Linked DNA regions of Homo sapiens: region 2 is linked to region 1. A link is an interaction called in ENCODE POLR2A ChIA-PET data of the cell type or tissue named here. Cell type or tissue: Caco-2. All regions are shown on one strand. Links, peaks and the distances in the headings refer to the core of each region. The heading gives the core; the rest is flanking DNA. Region 1 has its middle 120 kb from the start of C12orf75. Region 2 has its middle 180 kb from the start of NUAK1.

Region 1 (2,922 bases), core at 205-2,704:
CTCTCACTCTGTCTTATGCCCTTTCCTTTGCCTTATGTCAAATTCTTTCTCTGAGGAGGCAAGAATTGAGGTTGCTGTAGACCCGTATGGATTTGCTGCTCCTAAGAGTGTTTCCTTTACTGCAGTAAGCAATGAACTCAGCTTTGTCTTATCAAGAGGTTGTGTCTGTGGTATTAGCGGAGCCAGCCTTTGACAGATGTTACAATTGGTTTAAAGGAGAAGTCAAACCACAAAGACTTTTATAGATCAGAAATAATGAAATAAATTTGCAAGCGACTGCAAAACTGGCTTTATTGTCGGGGGAAGAGACAGGTTCTCTCCCTAACAGACAGAATTTATTTTCATGTCTATGGACAAAATTACTGAATGTAAGTACTGTAATTACTACAGTACTTAGATAAATGACTGTAACTTTATTAGGCAGTAATACAGTTACAGAGCTCCCATAGAATCAGAATCAGATTATCTGGAAGGTTATACCCTAGACAATGCATAGTTTTCCATTGAAGCATAAATTTTTCCCTAAACTAGGTTCTGGGTGTGCTGTTCTAGGGGATTTCCCAGACATTATTGCGTTTAATCTTTACCACACCCTACAAGATGAATATTACAATTTCCTTTCTTTCAAAATGAGGAAACTGAGGCTCAGTGAGGTTTTTCAAAAACCACAAAAATGCTCTAATAACGTGTAATATATTTTGGTTAATGCAAACATCATATACTGAAAGGAAAAACTAAAAATTTTTGAATGGCAAGGAGAGAATTACTGGGTGTCATATGGCTGGTGTCATATGGCTGGGTGCTATCCAGTACTTTAATTTGGGTTCTTTAAGTTCATAGTAGTCTGCGCCTTTCACTGTCTTTGAGCTATTTTATAACTCTGTAAATGAAAAAAAAAAAAAAAAACCATAGTAATGTAAATGATTCTCATCCACAGTCAATGCAAATGAATGTTTGGTGGAGAAAACCAGTCTTGCATCTATTAACAAATGCATTTCCTCATTGCTGGGCATTTCTGATTGCCTACATAGGCGTCTGGTCTTTGAATTCTCCTTTGAACCAGTTTAACACCTTAGGGTTTCCTCATTAATTGGTGAATAAAATAAAACCTTTGACGTGTTCATTTTCTATTTGTATGACAGTCATGATTTTTACTCTTTAAGAAAATGTCTTTTAAAAAACAGTCAGAAATGACTTTAGCTGTGGGGCCACTTAATGTTTTGGGCCATAGGGAAGGTTAGCAGCTAATCTAAGGCTCTCCCTGCTCTGAAATTATTAGATTTTATGACCACATACCTGACATTCCTAGAGTTGCATGTTAAGCCATCTATTGTTTTCTTTCCAGAGCTATCTGATAGCACAGGCTGTCTGTGAAATACAGTCTGAGCAATTAGGCCTAGCTAACGTCTTCCTGACTGAAATGCCAGTACAAATATCTGACAGAAGCATGTGATTGAAAATAAATAGGGGCCAATTAATGGGAACTAATTTGGTATTACAATGGAAATAGGTGACCTAATGCATTCTAATTCCAGTTAAATGTGACTAATTCCAGTTAGTGTTTGAATTTCAGATACAGTTAACTTTAACCACTTGAGTCCTTGGAAGTTTCACAGTTATCACTAGTTATGCTGTAGAAATGTCTAGATCTTCACATGTTACCCTTGGGGCCTTTGTGACCTGGTAACTCCTGCTTCACCCTCCTGAGACCTGCATCATTAATTACTCATATAGTGTATTAAAGCTGAAATTCTTAGGTTAAAGGCATCAAAAAACTCAGATGTTTTCAGAAAATAGAGTATTAATCAGGGTCTTCTTTGCTGCAAGTGACAGGAAAGTCAAACTAATTTAAGTAAAAAAAAAAAGACTTTGTTGGGTCACATGGCAACAGTCCAGGGGCAATGTGAGTTCAGGTATAGCTAGATCCAGGGGCTCCAAACATGTCTTCAAGACCTGATATTTCTCCTTCTCTGTGTTCTGCTTCCTTTGGGTTGATTTCCTTGCTGATGGCCGTCCTCTGCTGATGGCCTTAGGTTATTCCTGGCTTGCAGGGTTGCTTCCCCAAGACCAGTGGAAAAGAGTCTGGTTCTCACCAACTCTTTCCGGTTGTTCAAACAAAAGACTCAGGATTGGCTCCAATTGGACTGATTGCCATGGCTTGGATTACGTGTCCATCTCAGAACCAATTGCTGTGTCTAGGAGGATGTGATGTTCTGATTGGCTAGGTTTGGGTCACATGTCCAGGATTATAGCTCATGGTTGAACACCTACCCCTGTGTTCCACCCAAAGCACAAACAAGAACAAAAAACCAAACACCACATATTCTCACTCATAGGTGGGAATTGAACAATGAGAACACATGGACACAGGAAGAGGAACATCACACTCTGGGGACTGTTGTGGGGTGGGGGGAGGGGGGAGGGATAGCATTGGAAGATATACCTAATGCTAGATGACGAGTTAGTGGGTGCAGCGCACCAGCATGGCACATGTATACATATGTAACTAACCTGCACAATGTGCACATGTACCCTAAAACTTAAAGTATAATAATAAAAAAAAAAAAAAAAAAAAAGAATGAGAGTAGAGGAGGGGAGGCTCCCAAGGGGAAAATCCAGGGAACTTGGCTGTGGGAAGCCCAAAACACCATGTAAACCAAAAATAAAATTCTAAGGCCCCCCCCAACCATCTGAATGGACCCCTCCTCCCGGCCAAGGGCATTCCAGCATTGACCTGAAAATCTGGTTCAGGCCATGATGGAAGAGGAGTCGGACATGCCTCATTATACCCCTCCAGCAGTAACATCAACACAGACCTTAAGTTTGATAAGAAACATTTACAGTCTATTCTCTCTGAAACCTGCTACCTGGAGGCTTTATCTGCTTGATAAAACCTTGGTCTCCACAACCCTTTATCATAAC
Region 2 (2,922 bases), core at 301-2,800, 510 kb after region 1:
GTCTTCACTGAACACAGCATAGGGCCACTGATTTTGCCTCATTCCTCCAGCTTGTAAATGAACAAGAGAGGACCAGAGAAAGGAAGAGACTCAGTAAGGGTCTCAGGCACCTGTGCTGCTGCTTCTTTGAGCATCCCCTAGCATACAAAGCTGATTCAGCAAGCAGTATCTTTACAATGACTGGGCCGTGCTGCAACTTGTTCTGCAACAGGGAAGAGCATGTTCTGATCCACCCTCACTTTCTCCTGTGTCTTGGGGAATGTGTTTCTGGAGCACTCCAGTGCGTGGTGAGAATCTTGAATTTACATCATTCCCCAATATAAGCCCCATGATATAGTTTGGATCTGTGTCCCCACCCAAATCTCATGTCCAGTTGTAATCCCCAGTGTTGGAGGAGGGGCCTGGTGGGAGGTGACTGGAACATAAGGGCAGAGTTCTCATGGATGGTTTAGCACCATTCCCTGCTTGGTACTGCACAGTGAGTGAGTTCTCATGAGATCTAGTTGTTTAAAAGTGTTTCACCCATGGTGGAAGGCAAGGCCAGAGCAAGCATCTTACATGGCAGGAGCAGGACCAAGAGAGAGAATCTGCTCCGATTTTGCCTTCCACCGTGAGTAAAAGTTCCCTGAGGCCTCCCCAGAAGCAGATGTTGCCATGCTTCCTGTACAGCCTGCAGAACCATGAGCCAATGAAACCTCTTTTCTTTATAAATTACCCAGCCTCAGGTATTTCTTTATAGCAGTGTGAGAACGGATGAATACACACCATATTCACTTTTGAGACCTGCTGTAACAAATCACCACAAACTGAGCAGCTTAGAACACCAGAAGTTTATTCTCCCACAGTTCAGGAGAACAGGTGACTGAGTCAAGACGTCAAGGTTGGTTCCTTCTGGAGGCTCAGAGGCTCCCATGCCTCTATTGTGGATTTTGTGTTTGCTGGCAATCCTTGGAGTCCTTTGGCTTGCAGAAATGTCACTCCAATCTCTGCCTACATCTTCACATCTCTTTATTCTCTGCATGTCTCTCTGTGTCCTCTTCTTTTAAGGACACCAATCATTAGATTTAAGTACACCAATTATTAGATTTAGAGCGCATCCTAAATTCAGGATGATTTCAACTTGAGATTTTCAACTAAATTACACCGATAAACACCTTATTTCCAAATAAGGTGACATCCTGAGGTTCTGGATGGACATGAATTTTGGGAGGACACTATTCAATGCATTATAAGCCCCAGGTGAGTCACCAGGGGACTCGAAACCCAGGACTTCAGGTTCATTAGCTAGCACAGGGCTGGGTCCCTCCAGCTGAGCCAGTGCAGTCCCTGCTAAAATAGCTCTTGATTGACAACACAGGCCCCTCAACCCCTCTGCCGCACCCTGTCAATGGTATCAGCAGGGTGGGGTCCACACCTCCTGTGCTGGTAGAGATAATCTAGAGAGGAAATCCTGGGCTGCCCAGATGACACAAGAAATTTTCCTCAGAGGAGGGTGGCCTAAGTTGTTTCTCACATTGCCCTTTGCTCCTCAGTCAGCAATGAACATAGGAAGTGGCTCTCCTCAGCTTCTCCTGATGTCAACTCAAATGTTGACAGTGCCTATAAACCAAGAGACAGGGAGCTTATCAGTGACATACCAAACCCAGGAAACACTTACTACACTTTCATATCTGGATCTGGATGCCAACATTGATAGTATCCCGGAGCACCTTCAGATTATGTCCAGTGCACTTCAAGAAAAAGAGAAGGCAGCTTTCTCTGCAGAGAAAGCTGGCAGCCAGGGTTGGAGGAATGCAATTGCTGGGTGATGCAATGGAAGTTTCAGAGAAGGCCCCAGCTGAGGCTTCTACAAACGAGACTTTGGTGAGAGTTGTAAACTTGAACAAAACCAGTTACCATGAGATAGCTCCTTAGCCCTAGATGGTGACAAGTCTGAACATGCTGAAATTGAGATGATGCTTTGGTTTCTGTGTGCCTTTGCTGCATTTTGGCTTTTTACATCCAGGACTGCCTGTTTCTTGACCCATACTTTGCCCCAACAGTACCTGCTCTCCCTCTGTGCTAGTGAGGGTTTGGGGTTATAACTGTTAGACCGAGATAAGAGCGTAAGTTTTGGCTTCAGACAAACCTGAGTTTGTGTCCAAGCTCTGCCACTTAAGAACAGTATGAGTTGCTGCAGATTACACTGAGCTAATAATAATACTACCTAACAGGAATGTCATAAGTTAAATAATCAATTCATGCCAGGTACTTAGCCCAATGATGGAACGCAGCACGAACTCAATAAATGTTAGCTATCATTATCACTATTATTACTATTGTTATTCACAATATCATAAGGAAGAGAAACTTACATGCTTCCCCCAAAAAATACACTCTATATGATACAGTTGAAGAAGAGTTGGTGTTATATCATATTTCCAATGATCTTTGCCCTGTATTTCCTGTGGCTGAACCGATAATATTAGAAGCTGCTAACATTTTTTGAAGGTTTGTTGCATGTCACATACCATTCTAAATGCTTTACTTCAACCAACAACCCTGGGAGCTGTAGATACTCTTATTATCATCTCCACTTTACAGAAAAGGAAGTAAATTGCAGAATAATTATGCATTGCCCAAGATCACACATCTAATAATGGTTGTCTAGAGTTACAACCAAGGCAGTCTAGCTCAGAATCTGCAAGCTTAACTATCCACTGTCCTACCCTCCTGATAGAAGTTGGTGACCCCTCCGACTAGGATAGATTCCACTTCCAGGGACTTCAAAGAACTCTCAGCAGGAATTTTTAACTGACAATTTGATTTGACAGAATTGTCCTGCCTCTATGCTAATTGATCCCTTAAACTTAGGTTCAGAAAGAGTACATGGGTTGCCTGAAGTCCTGAAGCTAGTCTCTGACAGATCCTCAAGCAGCCCGA

The links. Peaks named below come from ENCODE experiments on the same cell type or tissue, not always from the same donor. Only the 100,000 strongest peaks of a DNase experiment are listed, where the experiment ranks them.
Region 2: POLR2A ChIA-PET joins it to region 1 with 7 read pairs; 1 of 35 experiments calls an interaction of 5 or more read pairs at or near these places.

The regions. Positions count from the first base shown.
Region 1 is chr12:105,444,433-105,447,354 of GRCh38, forward strand. No RefSeq gene overlaps it. Among named protein-coding and RNA genes, the nearest start is that of C12orf75, 120 kb to the left of the region's middle. In Caco-2, for the core only: no CTCF peak of the experiment used is centred there; a DNase peak (open chromatin) is centred at 1,369.
Region 2 is chr12:105,953,633-105,956,554 of GRCh38, forward strand. No RefSeq gene overlaps it. Among named protein-coding and RNA genes, the nearest start is that of NUAK1, 180 kb to the right of the region's middle. RefSeq lists an enhancer at 1,235-2,434. In Caco-2, for the core only: no CTCF peak of the experiment used is centred there; DNase peaks (open chromatin) are centred at 1,549 and 1,779.